Regions from separate parts of the Homo sapiens genome. Here all the other regions are linked to region 1. Evidence: read pairs that join two places in POLR2A ChIA-PET (ENCODE). Cell type or tissue: OCI-LY7. All regions are shown on one strand. Links, peaks and the distances in the headings refer to the core of each region. The heading gives the core; the rest is flanking DNA.

Evidence for each region. ChIA-PET counts read pairs that join two places held together with the same protein. Peaks named below come from ENCODE experiments on the same cell type or tissue, not always from the same donor. Only the 100,000 strongest peaks of a DNase experiment are listed, where the experiment ranks them.
Region 2: POLR2A ChIA-PET joins it to region 1 with 7 read pairs; 17 of 35 experiments call an interaction of 5 or more read pairs at or near these places.
Region 3: POLR2A ChIA-PET joins it to region 1 with 7 read pairs; 2 of 35 experiments call an interaction of 5 or more read pairs at or near these places.

The regions. Positions count from the first base shown.
Region 1 is chr12:50,206,868-50,215,352 of GRCh38, forward strand. The region is part of intron 4 of LIMA1 (LIM domain and actin binding 1); the gene reads right to left. Among named protein-coding and RNA genes, the nearest start is that of MIR1293, 23 kb to the right of the region's middle. In OCI-LY7, for the core only: CTCF peaks have their summits at 5,012 and 5,241; no DNase peak of the experiment used is centred there; H3K4me3 peaks cover 781 bases; H3K27ac peaks cover 1,182 bases.
Region 2 is chr12:50,121,646-50,127,639 of GRCh38, forward strand. No RefSeq gene overlaps it. Among named protein-coding and RNA genes, the nearest start is that of COX14, 12 kb to the left of the region's middle. In OCI-LY7, for the core only: no CTCF peak of the experiment used is centred there; no DNase peak of the experiment used is centred there.
Region 3 is chr12:49,813,451-49,819,444 of GRCh38, forward strand. The region is part of intron 1 of NCKAP5L (NCK associated protein 5 like); the gene reads right to left. It also overlaps the pseudogene NMTRQ-TTG6-1. Among named protein-coding and RNA genes, the nearest start is that of NCKAP5L, 12 kb to the right of the region's middle. In OCI-LY7, for the core only: no CTCF peak of the experiment used is centred there; no DNase peak of the experiment used is centred there.

The sequences.
Region 1 (8,485 bases), core at 2,611-6,610:
GGCAGAGACCATGCCTTTTTGTCCATATATTTCCAGGACTTACAGAAAAGTGGATGACACAGATTTTTTTTTTTTGAGACAGAGTCTCACTCCGTCACCCAGGCTGGAGTATAGTGATGTGATCTTGGCTCACTGCAGCCTCCGCCTCCCAGGTTCAAGTGATTCTCCTGCCTCAGCCTCCTGAGTAGCTGGGATTACAGGCGCCTGCCACCATGCTCAGCTAATTTTTATATTTTTAGTAGAGACAGGGTTTCACCATGTTGGCCAGGCTGGTCTCGAACTCCTGACCTCAGGTGATCCGCCCACCTCGGCCTCCCAAAGTGCTGTGATTACAAGCTTGAGCCACTGCGCCTGGCCAACAAAGATTTTTTTTAATGAAGTGTTTTGTGATTCCATTAAATTACTACATTTATCTCTGTCATATCTAAGGTAGATCTTTAATGAAAGTTACAAATTATAATTTTTAAGACTGTAGTGTCAAAGAATATTCCCAGACATAGTACACAGGGAGTATGTCATGTTTATTCAGCTTATAATGAGATCCTTACATCAGATCCTATCATTCAAATCTCAGTTTATTTCCAGACAACTTGAGGTTAAAAAAGATATCTGAAATCCAGTATGACAGGAGATAAGAATAAAACACTTAGCACCCTTTTGAATTTAACATTAGTAAATAGTTACTAAATCTTTAAGTTCAATGGACTAATCAACTTTACTGTAAAGTTTGAGGAAGTGAGACTGGGCATGGTGGCTCACACCTGTAAAACCACCATTTTGGGAGGCCAAGGCGGGCAGATTGCTGGAGCTCAGGAATTTGAGACCAGACTGGGCAACATGGTGAGACCCTGTCTCTACTAAAAATACAAAAAATTAGCCAGGTGTGGTGACATGCACCTGCGGTCCCAGCTACTTGGGAGGCTGAGGTGGGAGGATTGCTTGAACCAGGGGGGCAGAGGTTGCAGGGAGCAGAGATCGCTCCACTGCACTCCAGCCTGAGAAACAGAGTGAGACCCTGTCTCAAAAAAAAAAAAAAAGAAAAGAAAGTGAACTATCACTTTTACATATTTTTTATACCCCCTCCTTGGAGACAGAAAACATACCACATCAGAAATCAGAGCCAAGGATTGGTCTGTTTATACCACACCAGTAAGAATAGTTTCTTTCAAATTCAATATATATTTAATATATCTCCCAAGGCTAGGCACAGTGGCTCAAGCTTATAATCCTAGCACTTTGGGAGGCTGAGACAGGTGGATCACTTGAGCCCAGGAGTTTGAGACCAGCTTGGGCAGCATGGCAAAACCTTGTCTCTACAAAAAAGATACAAAAGTTAGACTGGGCACGGTGGCTCACGCCTGTAATCCCAGCACTTTGGGAGGCCGAGGCAGAAGGATCACGAGGTCAGGAGTTCGAGACCAGCCTGACCAACATGGTGAAACCCCGTCTCTACTAAAAATGCAAAAAAATTAGCCAGGCGTGGTGGCCCGCACCTGTAATCCCAGCTACTCAGGAGGCTGAAGCAGGAGAATCGCTTGAACCCAGGAGGCGGAGGTTGCAGTGAGCAGAGATCAGGCCACTGCACTCCAGCCTGGGTGACAAAGCAAGACTCCGTCTCAAAAAAAACCAAAAGTTAGCTGGGCATTATGGCATGCGCCTGTAGTCCCAGGTACTCAGAAGGCTGCAGTAGGAAAATTGCTTGAGCCTGGGAGGTGTATGTTGCAGTGAGCCAAGATCATGCCACTGCACTCCAGCCTGGGCAACAGAGTGTGACCCTGTCTCAAAAGAAATAATAAAAATAAAAATATATTATATACATATTACATATGTGTGTGTGTGTATATATAATTTGTCTCCTTGCTGGGTTTGGTGGTTCATGCCTGTAATCCCAACACTTTGGGAGGCTGAGCCAGGAGGATCCTTTGAGCCTAGGAGTTCAAGACTAGCCTGGGCAACATAGGAAGACTCCATCTCTACAAAAAAGAATACAGTGAGCCGTGACCGCACTACTGCATTCCAGCCTGGGTGATGAGTAAGACCCTGCTCAAAAAGTAATAATAATAATTTATATCCAGTCAGCTTTGCAATTTATATTGTTGATTTAAGTCTATTTTTTCTTTCTTTCTTTTTTTTTTTTTTTTACAGTAGAGACAGGGTCTCACCACGTTGCCCAGGCTGGTCTCAAACTCTTGGGCTCAAGGAGCCTCGGCCTCCCAAGGTGCTGGGATTACAGGTGTGGGCCACTGCATCCGGCCTGATTGGGTCTATTTTTAATAAAAACTAAAACAAGCTGGAACAACACTATCCGTGCTACATCACACACAGGTCAGGCATACTTTCATGAATTATTATACATCCATATGACTCACACAGCTCAACATACTCTTGCTCTAGGAGCAGCCGCTATCTGAAAATGAAGTGGTTGGGTGCGGTGGCTCACACCTGTAATCCCAGCACTTTGGGAGGCCAAGGTGGGTGGATCTCTTGAGGTCAAGAGTTCGAGGCCAGCCTGGCCAACATTGTGAAACCCTGTCTCTACTAAATATACAAAAATTAGCTGGGGTGGCGGTGCGCACCTGTAATCTCAGCTACTCAGGAGGCTGAGGTTGAGAATCACTTGAACTTCAGAGATGGAGGTTGCAGTGAGCAGAAATTGTGCCACTGCTCTCCAGGCTAGGTGACAGAGCGAGACTCCATCTCAAAAAAAAAAAAAAAAAAAAGAAAAAAGATAATGAAGATCTTGGTCAAAAGGAAAAGATATGTCTGGCAGGATACCCTCAATCCACATTTTTAATTTTTATTTATTTATTTATTTTGAGACAGAGTCTTACTCTGTCACCCAGGCTGGAATACAGTGGTGTGATCTCAGCTCACTGCAACCCCCACCTCCTAAGCTCACACAATTCTCCTGTCTCAGCCTCCAGAGTAGCTGGGATTACAGGCGTCTGCTACCACACCTAATTATTTGAGTTTTTGGTAGAGTTGGGGTTTCACCATGTTGGTCAAGCTGGTCTGAAACTCCTGACCTCAAATGATCTGCCCTCCTTGGCCTCCCAAAGTGCTGGGATGACAGGCGTAAGCCACCGCGCCTGGCCCACCTTTTTATTTTGTTTTCAACATACTTCTTATTTGCTGATCATTAAAATAAAGAAAATTCCACATATTTATTCCAAATGCTGCTGCACTGGAAGATAACCACTACAAAAATTAGAATTTTCAAAACTCAAAATGGGAGAAAGCCTACTGATAAACTTCTTTTGAAAAACCAAAAGGGGCCGGGTGCAGTGGCTCACACCTGTAATCCTAGCACTTTGGGAGGCCGAGGCAGGTGGATCACTTGAGGTCAGGAGTTTGAGACCAGCCTCGCCCACATGGCGAAACCCCATCTCTACTAAAAATACAAAAATTAGCTGAGCATGGTGGCACGTGCCTGTAATCCTAGCTACTGGGGAGGCTGAGGCAGGAGAATCGCTTGAACCAGGGAGGTGGAGGTTGCAGTGGGCCAAGATTACTGCACTCCAGCCTGGGCAACAGAGCAAGACCCCATTTCCAAAAAAAAAAAAAAAAAGAAAAAAAGAAAAGAACAACCAAAAGGAAACGGGTTCTGTGTTCTTAATACAGATATTTGCTTTCTGTCAAAGTTCAAGCACAATTCCAAGAATATGTGTTACATGTTACAACCTGCAGAGAGCTGTTTTCTGTCTAGTTGGAGCTACACATCCTTCTCTGTCTTGTGTGAAGTCCCTGCACTGCTGTTATTGGGAGCATAATCATTTAGAACCAGAGCATACACCTTGCCAGGGCAGAGGCTTTCTTTGGTTTTAAACGCATAAAATTTCCCATCTTTGTTAGCTTTTAATTTAAACTGCTGGGTTAATTAAATAAGGCCCCCTTACCTTTTTTTTGAAGCCTTTTGCTCCATGGGGGTATCAAAACTCTGCATTAATTTATTTCAAGTACTAAAAAAGTACATGAACAAAGCCATTTGGTCTCAGAGAAAAATAGGAAGAGAACTGTCTCTGAAAAATCCCTCATACAGACTGTGGCTCTGAGGAGAAACACAGCTGTGAGGTAAGATGGGTTTTCATGATATCGCAGGTTCAGTGAAGCACAGCATTACTTTCAATATATTTCACCTTTAAACCACTCAAACATTAAGAATAACAAGGCTTGGCTGGGCATGGTGGCTCATGCCTGTAATCCCAGCACTTTGGGAGGCCAAGGCAGGTGGATTACCTGAGGTCAGGAGTTCAAGACCAACCTGGCCAACCTGGTGAAACCCCATCTCTACTAAAAATACAAAAAATTAGCCAGGCATGGTGGTGGACACCTGTAATCCCAGCTACTTGGGAGGCTGAGGCAGGAGAATCACTTGAACCTGGGAGGCAGAGGTTGCAGCGAGCCAAGATCACGCCATTGCACTCCAGCCTGGGCAACAAGAGCGAAACTCCGCCCCACCCCCCCAAAAAAAAAAAAAAAAAAGAATAACAACAAGGCTGGGCGTGGTAGCTCACGCCTGTAATCCAGCACTTTGGGAGGCAGAGGCAGGAGGGTTGCTTGAGGCCAGGAGTTTGAGATCAGCCTGGGCAACATGGTGAGACCCTGTCTCTGCTTTAAAAAAAAAAAAAAAAAATTAGCCAGGCATAGTGGTGATGCCTGCAGTCCCAGCTACTCCGGAGGCTGAAGTGGGATGATTGAGTCCAGGAAGTCGAGGCTGTAGTGACCTATGATTGTGCCCCGGCACTCCAGCCTGGACGATATAACAAGGCCCTGTCTCAAAAGCAAGCAAACAAACAAACAAACAAAAATGATCTCAAATGCATTTAAGATGAGTTTTATGATCCACATTTTCCAAGTGGTAATCTGAGGTACAGGAAGAAGGAGGGGTTTCCTCCAATATTTCTCAAGGAAGTAAAGGAACACAAAACACACACACACACACACACGAATTCTGATACCAAAATACTCTTCTGTAACAGACTTTTATCACATTTTAGCTCTTTTTACTCAGACACTTGAGGGAGCCTTAATCATTCTAATGTCAAGGAAAGAGAATAGACAAGATACTTTTAAGACTTTCTGGAATTTCCTGAGGCCTGGCCTCACCCACCCTGAAGTCCTCCTTCCTGTCAGCTGACAATAACTCTTGTTAGTATGAACATCCCTTAAATATTCTCTGTGAATCCATAAATCAAACGCACCAAGATGTACTAGTAAGAGGATAAAAGTTTTAGACAGTAGTCTGTAGAATTTTTTTCTGTATTTTTTAAAACAGAAATAAAGTAAGTTAGGTTCTAAATAAGTAACAAAGCAGGATTTCCTGTCTTTTCTACACCTATCTTCAGAAAAAATTATCTTTAAAAGCTGATTCTCAACACTTTAATTTACTGAGAGTCCCCTGCCTCACTTAGCCACTTCCTTCAACCTTTCAACTTCAGCTTCCTTTGGACGCTGTCATCTCACCAAAGTCAAGGGCAGAGGAAGGTTGGCTTTTAGGGAAAAATGGAGCTTTGCTGAACTATGCATGGAAATCGGGGCATAGATAAAACCTAGCCTTGATTTATTAAAGTATTGAGAGAAAAATTTCTTTCTTCAGGGACTCTCTTAGAAAGAGAGTTAATGTAAGTAAAATAATACACATAGAAAGAGATTTATCTCCAGGTGGTAGGATTTCTCTACATTTTTTGTATTCCCAAGCATTCTACAAATACTTTGTGTTAGTCTTACAATTAGGAAAAGAAAAAAAAAAGAAAGGATAACAAGTCATATCTATTAATTTAAGTAGACAAAAATGGTAAAACCAAATGCTAATGCTTTGGGGAATGTGTCCTTATATTGTACTAGTGGTGTTATAATCTTGAGAACAAGCTGAAAATATATAAGAATAAACAATAAATCATACCTTTTGATGTAAGAACAATGTTTAATGAATTATATCTTTTTAATTTTATTTTTTATTTTTTTTGAGACAAAGTCTTGCTCTGTCGCCCAGGATGGAGTGCAGTGGTATGATCTCAGCTCACTGCAACCTCTGCCTCCCAGGTTCAGGCAATTCTCTTGCCTCAGGCTTCTGAGTAGCTGGGATTTCAGGCGCATGTCACCACGCCAGGCTAATTTTTGTATTTTTAATAGAGATGGGGTTTTGCCATGTTGGCCAGGCTGGTCTCGAACTCCTGACCTCAAGTGCTGGGATTACAAGTGTGCCTTGTGCCTTGGCCTCCCAAAGTGCTGGGATTACAAGTGTGAGCCACCACGCCAGGTCCCAAACTCACAAGCTTCTAACTCCAGTGCTTTCATTCATATCTCTTGCATTCCAATGTATTCCTTCTGTTCACTGTCCTGATGCTTTTCAATTAGTTAAGCATAAACTGTGGGAAGACAGAGTTAAAGTCTTTGAGAACATAGCTGTTTTTATGTTTTCAATTTTTGCCAGTTTCCTTAGATTTCAAAGATATGTAGGGCCCATTGTTTCTATCCAATAAATAGTTATTATATCCATGAAGATAGTGTTATATGGTAGAAGGGGTACTACCCAATTTCAATCCTGTTCTGATATTAATTAGCCACATGCCATGGGGCATATCAATTAACTTCTCTGACCTCATCTAATCGCATCTGTAAAATTGGGATTGTAAAGTTCTAACTGACTGAGGGCAGTGAGCTGGATTAAATAACTTCTTAAACTCTCTTAAGGTTCTAGGATCTATATGTCAACAATTTTGATAGCGATTTCTCACTCATTGTAACTCACTGATGAGTTAGAATGAGTTAGAAGGCTAGAGGAAATGACTTGTAAATATATTCATCTGGATACACACCTGTGTTGTCTAATTTAGGAATGAGCCCACTAGCAGGAAGACAAAGGTAGTAATATTTGTACTGGGGGGAGATGAAGTCTTTCTAGCCCCCTTGAAGTCTAATATAGCCAACATTGCTTAAAGAATATTCCAGTCCCCTGACATTGCTTGTTGATATGTTTTACTATAATGAAACTGGTTAAAAACCAGTACATAGTTAGTGGACATGAAAGTAAGCAGAGAAGAAGAGATGAGTGGTCTCTAGCTGGCACATCAAGGACAGTCATTTAGGGCAAGGAACAGTTAAAAAGATTGGAATTCTTTGACTGCATCTTTACCCTGGATCAATTATTATCTTACCACACACACACACACACACACACACACGAGATTACTCAGAGTTATTAAGAGTAAATAAAAAATTTATGCTGATATGTAGTCTTTACAAGAAATGTACCACTATAAATAGATGTCAGTCAAAATAATGCTGAGGATAGCCTTATTTACATTTTTGAAATGACAAGAGAAGCTACAAACTATAGGTGAATATGCTAAATCAGCAAAAAGTTAGTTTTACCAAGATATGTAAGAAAGTGCATTGATAGAAAAACAAAGACAATTCTTGTGTACAATTAACAATAACATGCAAAACCAATTATCCACATTTAAAGCACTAGCAATGTATCTATTGAAGATTAAATGTTAGGTCAAGGTAAAAGTGAAGATTCACTGACAGGCAAATTAAAGATATACTCCCCTACATTGAGATGACTGTATAGACTCCACATTGATGTTAATAGTTATTCAAATACCTTTCCTCCCCAAACTTACTTTAAAATTTTAACTTAAAACCATGCAATTTGGCTGGGCGCAGTGGCTCACACCTATAATCCCAGCATTTTGGGAGGCCAAGGTGGGGGGATCACAAGGTCAGGAGTTCAAGACCAGCCTGACCCACACGGTGAAACCCAGTCTCTACTAAAAACACAAAAATTAGCTGGTGTGGTGGCATGCGCCTGTAATCTCAGCCACTCAGGAGGCTGAGGGAGGAGAATCACTTGAACCCGGGAGGTGGAGGTTGCAGTGAGCTGGGATTGTGCCACTGCACTCCAGCCTGGGCGACAGAGCAAACAAACAAACAAACAAAACTATGCAATTAATACAATTATGAACATCCTCAGAATTGTATTCTTCTTGGGATATAATTCTAAATAAGACATATTCAGAAAGCAGAAGAAAATTTTTTATCTTAACGTTAAGTAGATAAAGGAACACATACAATTATTAACTAAGAGGAAGATAAGATGTTATGAATAATTTCTGCAACAATCTGGGCATTCCCTATGGACACCTACCCATTCATCAAGAAGGCCTATATAAATTATTTCTTTGATGCAGATTACAGATTGGCTATGAATAAGTACCTGATGAACAGAGATCATCACACTTTAGCTTGGTTGCCTTACTCTCTAAAGACTCATTCTACTACATCAGCGCATATACACTCTTATGTACGAGTGTTATGCAAAACTAAACAAAATACCAAGTGTCACTTCCAGGAACTTACAAGAAGAAAAACCACAAAGATGTTGGAACAAGTGAAGTTTTTGTTGGCATTTTGATGCTATCTATACATATCATGATCCTGGTGCTAATAAGAACTGAAATTCAGAGGGAAGCTGAAGGGC
Region 2 (5,994 bases), core at 1,467-5,466, 86 kb before region 1:
GTCCTTTTTGACAAACTTTCTTATATTCTCATTTCTACCATTCTAGACCTTGGAGACTTCAGGTCTCTTGATTCCATTTTTCCCCAATCTGTCAGCCCCCTTTGCCTGCACTGCTTCCTTGTCCAGCATATGCCCATAGATGATCCCCTGAACAACTCACCACACCTGCAGTCTCTGCCTTCATCTGTCTTGTTACCAAGCCTGGACCTTGCTCCTTTAATTACCCTTTCTAACTCACCCTCTTCTTTCGAGTATGTAAACTTGCTTAAGGCCCTCTATCCCACACCAAAACAGCTATTCAAGGTTTGTTTTTTGTTGTTGTTGTTTTTTGTTTGTTTAGATGGAGTCTCGCTCTTTCGCCTAGGTTGGAGTGCAGTGGCGTGATCTCGGCTCACTGCAGCCTCCACCTCCCAGGTTCAAGCAATCCTCCCACTTCAGCCTCATGAGTAGCTGGGACTACAGGCGCATGCCACTGTGCCTGGCTAATTTTTGTATTTTTAGTAGTGACAGGGTTTCACCATGTTGTCCAGGCTGGTCTTGAACTCCTGACTTCAAGTGGTCCTCCCGCTTCGGCCTCCCAAAATGATGGGATTACAGGCATGAGCCACTGTACCTGGTCCCTGGGGTAGTCTTGTACAACAAATTGTCCTAAGTCCTGCACAACTATCAGATGTCCTAGATATTTGGTAGGTGAAAAAAGTTTATATAATAATTAGCTGAGCATATAACCTAACTCCCTTTTACATAAAAACAAAGTATTTTTTGTACAGTTCTGCAGGCATGCAACTAAATAGAGGCAAGACTGTACAGTAGTTTGTTCACCATTTCAGAAAATCGTGCCATTAATGGCTGAGCTGGCTCCTGGTGTTTGAGTCTCTGATACAACAGAATATAGATCAGTCTGCACAGGATAGTAGAGTGTTTTAAGGCCAGGCACAGTGGCTTACGCCTGTAATCCCAACACTTTGGAAGGATGAGGTGGAGGATTGCCTGAGCCTAGGAGTTAGAGGTTACTGTGAGCCATGATTGCACGACTGCACTCCAGCCTGGCAACAGAGTGAGACCCTGTCTTTTTTTTCTTTTTTTGAGACAGTCTTCCTCTGTTACCTAGGTTGCAGTGCAGTGGCGCAGTCTCGGCTCACTGCACCCTTCTGCCTCCCGGGTTCAAGCGGTTCTCCTGCCTCAGCTTCCCAAGTAGCTGGGACTATGTGTGTGCGCCACCACACCTGGCTAATTTTTGTATTTTTAGTAGAGATGGGGTTTCACCATGTTGACCAGGCTGGTTAACTCGAACTCCTGGCCTCAAGTGATTCACCCGCTTTGGCTTCCCAAAGTGCTGGGATTATAGATGTGAGCCACGGTGCCTGGCCAAGACCCTGTCTCAATTAAAAAAAAAAAAAAAAAGGGTAGGGGGTGTGTTGTAAATACAGAAAGTAGCCCAAAGGCTGGGTACCATGGTACATGACTGTAATCCCAGCTACTTGAGAGTCTGAGATGGGATAATCACTTGATCCCACCCAGGAGTGTGAATCAGGCCTGGGCATCATAATGAGACTATTTAGTCTCCAAAAAAGAAAAACAAAAACCCAAAAAACTCAAAAGGTATTGGGCTGTATAGATGAGAACCACTGGCTACAGGGTCAAGGTCAGTGCAGTGTCTTGGTTTGGGTGGCTAAAGCAAATTACCATAGATGGTAATAGCAATTTATTTCTCATAGTTCTAGAGGCTGGGAAATCCAGGATCAAGTTGCCAGCAGATCCAGTGCATCATGAGGACACACCTCCTGGTTTGCAGATGGTCGTCTTGCTGTGTCCTCACATGGCAGAAAGAGGAAGCAAGCTCTCCTTGTTTGTTTTATAAGGGCACTAATCCCATCACGAGAGGTCCATCCTCAGAACCTAATGACCCCCTAAAGAGCCCACCTAATGCTGTCCCACTGGGGGTTAGGGTTTTGACATTGGAATTTTGAGGAGGACACAAACATGCAGTCCATAACACATTCCCTCTCATGATATGCAAGACCTCTTTTTTTTTTTTTTTGAGGTAGGGTCTCCTCTCCGTTGCCCAGGCGGGAGGGCAGTGGCATGATCATAGCTCACTGCAGCCTCAACCTCCTGGGCTCAAGTGATCCTGCCGCCTCACCCTCCTGAGTAGCTGGGCTACAGGCACATACCACCACACCTGGCTACTTTTATTATTTTTGTAGAGATGGAGTCTCACTGTTGCCCAGGCTGGTCTCAAACTCTTTGCCTCAAGCAATCCTCCCACCTTGGCCTCTTAAAATGCTGGGATTATAGGCATGAGCCACCACACCTGGCTATGATGGTTAATTTTATATGTCAACCTGACTGGGTCATAGGGTAACCACATATTTGGTCTTACTCTGGGTGTATCTATCAGGATATTTCTGGGCCTCATTCAACCCATTGAAGGCCTGTACAGAACAGGAAGGCTGATTAAGAGAGAATCTCTGTCTTTGAGGTGGAAAATCAGTCTTCTACCTTGTGACGTGGACTCAGACTGGAACTCATACCGTCAGCTCTCTTGGTTTTCAGGCCTTTGGAATTGGCCTGGAACTATACCATTGGCTCTTCTGGGTCCTCAGCTTATCACCTGCAGATCTTGGGACTTCTCAGCCTCCAGAACCATAGAAGCCAATTCCATATAGTAAAGCTCTGTCTCTCATCTATATATCTTATCGGTTCTGTTTCTCTGGAGAACAGACTAATGCATCCATATTGACAGGAAAATAGTTCATTCATTGTAATTGCTGTATACTATGCCACTGAATGAGCATATCAATTTGTTCCATTACCCTAGTGAAGCATTATTGGGTTGTTCCCACTTTTCCCCTCTTATAAATCAATAGCAATGCAGTGAGTATTTTGTATGTTTACTTGGGCCTATGTGTTAGTTTCTCCAAAGGAGGAAATATCACTGGTATTTAGCTTTACCAGTTGTTAAGTTGCTTTTCCGAAGTGGTTATGTGAATTTCACTTTCACCAGCATTTCCCTATTCTGTTGGTGTTGAGTGGTTCTATTAATTTTAATTTACATATCATTGATATCTGATAAGGTTGAGGACTTTTTTTTATTGATTTATTGGCCATTAGTATGTTTACCCTCTGGGATTTTCCTATTTATATCCTTCCCTCACCCCCACTTTTTTTTTTCGAGATGGAGTCTTGCTCTGTCGCCCATGCTGGGGTGCAGTGGTGCGATCTCAGCTCACTGCAACCTCTACCTCCCGGGTTCAAGCAATTCTCTCTCAGCCTCCCGAGTAGCTGGGACTACAGGCACATGCCACCGTGCCAGGCTAATTTTTGTATTTTTAGTAGAGACAGGGTTTCACCATGTTGGTCAGGCTGGCCTCAAACTCCTGACCTGAGGTGATCCACCCACCTCAGCCTCCCAAAGTGCTGGGATTACAGGCATGAGCCACTGTGCCTGGCCCCACTTCTCTTTCTATTGAGTTGTCTTCTTTGAAAAAACAGTTCGTAGGCAGTACTTTATATATTCTGGATAATAGTATTTTATTAGTTACATGGGTTGCAGGTTTGACTGAAATCATCTTTTGGAGTTTTTATAGGGTGAGGGTGGCTGTAGAGTTCCATGTTGCCTGCATCATATGTCTCTCCAGAGCAAACCTGTGGACAGTGGATCTGAGACCACTTTTTAGAACCTTCTTGGCTGGGGATTTGGTGGGAGTGGTGGTTTTCCAGACCATACAGGAAGAGCACTCATTATTCACATGAGAAATGTTCTAAAATTGACATAAGGGGCAGGCCCAGGATTCAGAATTTTCAACAATCTCCTGATCTCACAAGCCTAGGCATTCAGACTTCCTTGCTTCTTCCTTTCACCACCTGGGTGGGGTTTTTTTATGGTTTCCCCTCTTTCACTAAGGCTGTTGCTCTTTCAGGGTCCCAGCTTTAACTGGGGGTTTCAGTTTCCTGCCTGGAGCCAGTCTTGTCTTTAGTTGTCAGTATTAAAACAAGTCCTTAAGGTACGTTTCCCTTATCCCCTCAGTAATTGCATCGGCTATTTTCCTGTCTGCTCCAGTTTTCAGTTCCTTTGTCTTTAGTCTTTCTTGGAAGCTCTGCTATGCATTTTTAAAAAACAGCTTAGAAAATACTTCACCTATCATTTCTAGATATTTGTCTCAGTTTATTTTAGTCTGCATTAAGCTAGAACTGATACCTTTCATATACTCTCATGTCTCTTCTAAACATAATACCCTTCCCTTCCATTGCTTTTTTGCCTGGCAAAACTCCACCTAACTCTAATGGCCCAGCTTTACTCTCAAGTTTTCCTCCACCTTGCCAAGAATAATTTAGAATAGTTCTTATCACATTGCATTTTATTTCCCCCTTACTGGAGTATGAGCACTTTGAGGATAGAAACCAGATCTTGTTCATCTTTGTGTCTGTAGCTCCTGCTATAGTGCCTATCATAAAGTAGGTACTTAATGACTATGTTACTGAACTGAAAATATTTTCCTGCATGAATACTGGATTTTTTTTTTTTTTTTTGAAATGGAGTCTCGCTCTTGCTCTGTTGCCCAGGCTGGAGTGCAATGGCGTGATCTCAGCTTACTGCAACCTCCATCTCCCAGCTCCAAGCAATTCTCCTGCCTCAGCCTCCTGAGTAGCTGGGATTACAGGCACGCACCACCACACCCAGCTAATTTTTGTATTTTTAGTAGAGACGGGGTTTCATCATATTGGTTAGTCTGGTCTCGAACTCCTGACCTCATGACCTACCTGCCTCAGCCTCCCAAAGTGCTGGGATTACAGGCATGAGCCACCGCGCCCGGCTTTTTTTTTTTTTTTTTTTAGACAGGGTCTCACTCTGTCACTCAGGCTGGAGTTCAGTGGTGTGATCTTGGCTCACTGCAACCTCCATCTCCCGGGTTCAAGCGATTCTCCTGCCTCAGCCTCCCTGGTAGCTGGGATTTCAGGTGGCAATCACCGTGCCTGGCTAATTTTTGTATTTTTAGTAGAGATGGGGTTTTGCCATGTTGGCCAAGCTGGTCTCGAACTCTAGACCTCAGGTGATCTGCCTGCGTCTGCCTCCCAAAGTGCTGAGATTACAGGTGTGAGCCACTGTGCCTGACCATGAATACTGGATTTAAAGTCTGAAGAACTTCATTTATCACCCACCAACTAAACTTACGTAATTATTTTTAGGATTAGATGGACAATCTGTTTTTTTGTTTTTGTTTTGTTTGAGACAAACAAAACAGTGTGTCCACTCTGTCATACAGGCTGGAGTACAGTGGCGTAATCACGGCTCACTGCAGTCTTGACCTCCAGGCTCAAAAGATCCTCCCACTTCAGCCTCCTGAGTAGCTGGACCATAGGTGCATGGCACCACTTGTGGCTAATTAAAAAAATTATTTGTAGAGATGGGGTCTCCCTTTGTTGCTCAGGCTGGTCTTGAATTCCTGGCCTCAAGCAGTCCTCCTCCCTCAGCCTCCCAAAGTGCTGGGATTACAGATGGTAAGCCACCACACCTGGCCTTTTTAAACAACTTCTGAGACTAGGTTTCCTCATTGTGGCATATTGAATCTTTCATAGATGGCTGCAGCAATGTCTCCCATTCCACTGGTCTTCAGTGACCTTGCCACTTCTTCATCAAGAGGTAGAGTCTCTTACCACCCTGCCTTGCATCTGGGCAGTCCCTGTGATTACTTTGATCAGTAGCATACAGTGGAAGTGATGGGTGCCACTACTAGACAACACTGTTTTTTTGAGACAGGGTCTCATTCTGTCGCCCAGGCTGCAGTGCAGTGGTGCAGTCATTGCTCACTGTTAACTTCAAACTCCTGAGCTCAAGTCATCCTCCCACCTGATTCTCCAGAGTAGCTGGGACTACAGGTGTACACCATAACACTTGGCTAATTTTTTAATTTTTTGTAGAGATGGGGTCTCACCTTGTGCCCACGCTGGTCCCAAACTCTTGGCCTCAAGCAATCCTTCTGCCTTGGCCTC
Region 3 (5,994 bases), core at 1,467-5,466, 390 kb before region 1:
ATGTTTTTCAAATTTTTGCTGATTTTTAAATTGGGGATTGTGTCTTTTTATTATCTAATTGTGAGAATTCTTTATTTTTATTTTTTACTTTTTTTGAGATGGAGTCTCACTCTGTCGCTCAGGCTGAAGTGCAGTGGCGCGATTTCAGCTCACTGCCGCCTCCACCTCCTGGGTTCAAGCAGTTCTCCTGTCTCAGCCGTCCGAGTACCTGGGATTACAGGCATGTGCCACCACACCTGACTAATTTTTGTATTTTTAGTAGAGATGGGGTTTCACCATGTTGGCCAGGCTGGTCTCCAACTCCTGGCCTCAAGTGATCTGCCCGCCTCGGCCTTCCAAAGTGCTGGGATTACAGGCATGAGACACTGCGCCTGGCCTACATTTTTTTTTTAAGAGACAAGATCTGGCTCTATCACTTAGGCCGGAGTGCACTGCCACAGTCATAGTTTACTGTAACTTCAGACTCCTAGGCTCAAGTGGTCCTCCCACTTCAGCCTCCCAGGTAACTAGGACTACCACAGCTGGCTAATTTTAAAATTTTTTGTAAAGACAGGGTCTTGCCATACTGCCCAGGCTGATCTTGAACTCCTCCTAGTAATCCTCCTGCCTTGGCCTCCCAAAGCACTGGGATTACAGGGATGAGCAACTTTGCCCAGCCTAGTTTTCAGAATTCTTTACATATTCTAGATACAAGTCCTTTATTTTATATTTATATATATATATATATATATGATTTGAAAATATTTTCTTCCAGCCGGGTGTGGTGGCTCAAGCCTGTAACCCCAGCGCTTTGGGAGGCCGAAGTGGGCGGATCACGAGGTCAGAAGTTCGAGACCAGCCTGGCCAACATAGTGAAAGCCCGTCTCTACTAAAAATACAAAAAATTAGCTGGGTGTGGTGGTGTGCGCCTGTAATCCCAGCTATTCGGGAGGCTGAGGCAGGAGAACCGTGTGAACCCGGGAGGTGGAGGCTGCAGTGAGCCGAGATAGTGCCATTGCACTCCAGCCTGGGCGACAGTGTGAGACACCGTCTCAAAAAAAAAAAAAAAAGAAAAAGAAAATATTTTCTTCCATTCTGTGGGCTGTCTTTTCACTTTCTTGAGGGTATCCACTTCTTCCTGGATGACTTTTCCCTTGCCTATTACATTCCCCTGCTCCTCCCACCCCTCTTCCACCTCTTCTTCTGTGTGCCTATGTGTTACTTTATGTATAAATACATACTTAAAAAAAAGACATAGTAGCACGTTCTCATGGTTCCACATCTTTCTTTAGCAGAACAATTTTTAGAAAATGAAACTATAGCCTTTATATGGATCTTATCCGTTTTTCTATCAATATTCTGTTCCAAGATCCAATCCAGGATTCCACAGGGTACTTGGTCACCCAGTCTCCTTAGTGTCTACAATTCATGACAATCCCTCGACCTTTCCTTACCTTTCATCATTGTAACACTTCTGAAGGGACTGGTCAACATTTTGGAGAATGTCCTCCAATTTGGGTTGTTTGATGTTCTCACTAATTAGACTGAGGTTATATGCTTTGAGAAGAATACCACGGAGGTGATATGCCTTCCCCAGGGCATTATATCTGAGGACACACATGATATCAAGGTTTCTTGTTCCTGGTGATGTTTTAACCTCATCACTTGGTTAGGCAGTATCTATTAATTGGTTTCTCCATTATAAAGTCACTATTTTTCCTTTTGTAATTAAATATTTTTGGGGGCAATACTTTGGACTATGTAAATATCCTGTTTCTCCTTAAATTTTCACCCAGCAATTTTTTTACCAAAATCAGTGGATCTTGCTTGTAGCAATTACTATGGTGCTCTAAAACATAATTTTCAATTTCTTATCTTCCTTCTATATTTATTAATTGCAAGTTTTCTATAAGGAATAATTGTCCCTTCATCCCATTTAATCATGTATTTATATTGGTATGGATGAACTGGATATTTATTTTAATCTTTGGGTTATAATCCAATAATATTATCACATTTCATTGCTCAAATTCCAGCTATGGCCATTGGCCATTGAGAATCTTTCAGGTTGGGTCCTTCTTTCAACATGCTTCCTTTTCTTTTTAAGACAAGTCTTGCCCTGTTGCCCAGGCTGGAGTGCAATGGCGTGATCTCGGCTCAAGCGATTCTCATGCCTCAGCCTCCTGAGTAGCTGGGACCACAGGTGTGTGCTGCTACACCTGGTTAATTTTTATATTTTTAGTAGAGATGGGGTTTCACCACGTTGGCCAGGCTGGTTTCGAACTCCTGACCTCAAGAGCTCCACCCACCTGGGCCTCCCAAAGTGCTGGGATTACAGGCTTAAGTCACCACACCCGGCCAGTGCTTCCTTTTTTTTTAAGCACTCTCTTGCCATAAGATGTTCCCGGCTTATCTTGTATTTTCCTTGCCACAAACACTTTTCCAAGGAGCTCCACCATAGCAACCTTCTAAAACTATAAATCTGATGGTGTTCTTCCCACTTCAAATCTTCCCACGACCTCCTACTGCTTTTGGGAACGACCAAAGCCCTCAACACAACCCTCAAAGCTCTGCCTTTGTCTGGCCCCAGAGCAACTCTTCGGACAAGCTTTCCTGGACTCGTGCAGCCTCATTGTTCTGTCTTCTACAAGTGCCTCCTGCAAGATCAGTATTTCCAAATGCAATGCATTGTGTTCTTGAACATTCCCTGTGAAGAGGAGGGGACTCCCTATACTGTTAGAAGGGGAGCTCCCCGAGGAGAGGCCCTTCCTTGTATTTCTGCACTCCCTGCCACGCCCTCTGCCAGTGTACCACTCCTACCAACCAGACCAGGCCCTGAGCCACCCTGCCCCCTGCAGAACTGGTGATCTCCTTTCCTTCTCATCAGAAAGAAGGTTAGAAAGAAGGGACAGCTAAGAACATACATGGGCTCATCAGGTTCCCCAAAAGACCCCTAACTATCCTCCATCAAATGGCTCTTAGGGCCCATAGGACAAACCATACTGAGGGTGAGGAAGGGACATTTTCAGATTTGTCTCTGACCCTTTCAAAGTTCTCAACCCTCTCAAAAAAAAAAAAAAAAAAAAAAGGCTGGACGCGGTGGCTCATGCCTGTAATCCCAGCACTTTGGGAGGCCAAGGTGGGTGGATTACGAGGTCAGGAGTTCGAGTCCAGCCTGATCAACATGGTGAAACCCTGTCTTTACTAAAAATACAAAAATTAGCCAGGCATGGTGGCACGCGCCTGTGATCCAGCTACTTGGGAGGCTGAGGCAGAAGAATTGCTTGAACCTGAGAGGCTGAGGTTGTGGTGAGCTGAAATCGCGCCACTGTACTCCAGCCTGGGTGACAGAGTGAGAGTCTGTCTCATAAAAAAAAAAAAAAAGTTCTCAACCCAATCTTAGACCGCAGTGACTCTCTCTGGCAAATAGTACTAACCTATTAATTCTACAGATATTTCTGAACCGACAAACTTACTAGGAAATGCAATGCTTGGGTATATAGCTGGGGGCGATTCAGAGAAGGGTCAGCTCTTGGGCTTCTTGGAGCTTTCAGTCTATAGGGGACATAAGACATGCAAGAAAAAAAAATCAGTAGCCTTTCTATATGTTAACAACGAACTACCTAAAAAAGTACAAAATAGTAAAATATTGGGAATAAGTTTAACCAAGGAGGTGAAGGATCTCTACACTAAAAACTATAAAACACTGATAAAAGAAATTGACATGAATAACTGGAAAGATGTCCCATGTTCAGGGATTGGAAGAATTAATATTTTTTAAATGTCCATAAATACCCAAAGCAATCTACAGATTCAATGCAATCCCTATCAAGATATCAATTATATTTTTCATAGAAATAGGAAAAAAAATCCTAAAACTCATATGGAACCATAAAAGACCCCAAATAGCCAAAGCAATACATCTCACAAAAGAATTACTTTGATAGAGTAAACAATAGAGGTTAAAATCCTCTTATTTCTAGAATATAGGAATTGAACCTACCCCTGAGAATCCAAAATTCTCCATGCTACCTATCACACCACATCCTAGAGTAAAGCCAGGTAAATAAGCTGAGCAAAAGTTTGTTCTTGAGCAAAAGAACAAACTTGGAGGCATTACACTAACTGATTTGAAGAACCTACTACAAAGCTATAGTAATCAAAATAGCATGGTACTGGCATAAAAACAGATACTAGATGAATGGTTCAGAATAGAGAGACCAGAAATAAATCCACATGTTTACAGTTAATTGATTGCTGACAAAGATGCCAAGAACATACAACAGGGAAAGACAGTCTCCTTAGTAATTAGTGTTGAGAAAACTGGATATTCACATGCAGAAGACTGAAATTAGATTAGACCCTCATCTCACACCATATATAAAAATCAACTCAAAATGGATTAAAAACTTAAACCTGGCCGGGCGCAGTGCTCATGCCTATCATCCCAGCACTTTGGGAGGCCAAGGCAGGCAGATCACATGAGGTCAGGAGTTTGAGACCAGCCTGGGCAACATGGTGAAACCTCATCTCTACTAAAAATACAAAAATTAGCTGGGTGTGGTGGCTCATGCCTGTAATTCCAGCTACTTGGGAGGCAGAGGCACAGGAATCTCTTGAACCCAGGAGGTAGTGGAGGTTGTAGTAAGCCGAGATCGCGCTGCTGCACTCTGGCCTGGGTGACACAGCAAGGCTGTGTCTTGGAAAAAAAAAAAAACAAAAAAACCTTAAACCTGACCAGAAACTGTAAAACTACTAGGAGAAAATAAAATACAGGGTAAAAACTCCATGACATTGGTCTGGGCAATGACTTTTTGGATATGACCCCAAAAGCACAGGCAACAAAGGGGATTACATCAAACTAAAAAGCTTCTGCAGAGCAAAGGAAACAGCAGATTAAAGAGACAATCTACAGAATAGGAGAAAATGTTTGTAAACCACACATCTCATTCACTCAGGCTGGAGTGCAGGCTGGTTGCAGTGGTGCAATCAATCATGGCTCACTGCAACCTCAAACTCCTGGGCTCAGCTGATCCTCCCACCTCAGCCTCCTGAGTAGCTGGGACTACAGGCATGCATCACCACGCCCAACTAATTTTTTGGATTTTTTTTGTAGAGACAGACTTTGACCACGTTGCCCAGGCTGGTCTCGAACTCCTGGGCTCAAGCAATCTGCCTGCCTCTCCCTCCCAAAGTGCTGGGATTACAGGCAATGAGCCACCGTGCAGAGCCTGACATTTCTTAAAAGACAGACAAATGGCCAGTGGGTATACGAAAAAATGCTCGATATCACGAATCATCAGGGAAATGTAAATTTAAACCACAATGAGATATTACCTCATACATTTAGAATATTATAAAAAAGACAAATAAGTGTTGGCAAGGATGTGGAGAAAAGGGAACCCTTGTACACCACTGGAGGGAATATAAATTAGTATAGCCACTATGGTAAATAGTATGGAAGTTTCTCAAAAAACTTAAAATAGGCCAGACCCAGTGGCTCACACCTATAATCTTAACACTTTGGGAGGCCAAGGCAGGAGGATCACTTGAGGTCAGGAGTTCAAGACCAGCCTAGACAACACAACAAGACCTTGTATTTAAAAAAAAAAAAAAAAAAAGGCCGGGTGCAGTGGCTCGCGCCTGTAATCCCAGCACTTTGGGAGGCCGAGGTGGGCAGATCACGAGGTCAGGAGATCGAGACCATTCCATCTCTATTAAAACTACAAAAAATTAGCCGGGCGTGGTCGTGGGCACCTGTAGTCCCAGCTACCTGGGAGGCCGAGGCGGGAGAATAGCTTGAACCTGGGAGGTGGAGCTCGCAGTGAGCTGAGATTGCGCCACTGCACTCCAGCCTGGGCAACGGTGCAAGACTCCGCTTCAAAAAAAAAAAAAAAATTAAAAACCCTTAAATAGAACTACCATTAAATCAGGATGTTGAAGAGATATCTGTACTCCCATGTTTATTCATTGTAGTCAAGATATGGAACCAACCTAAGTATCCATCAGTAGATG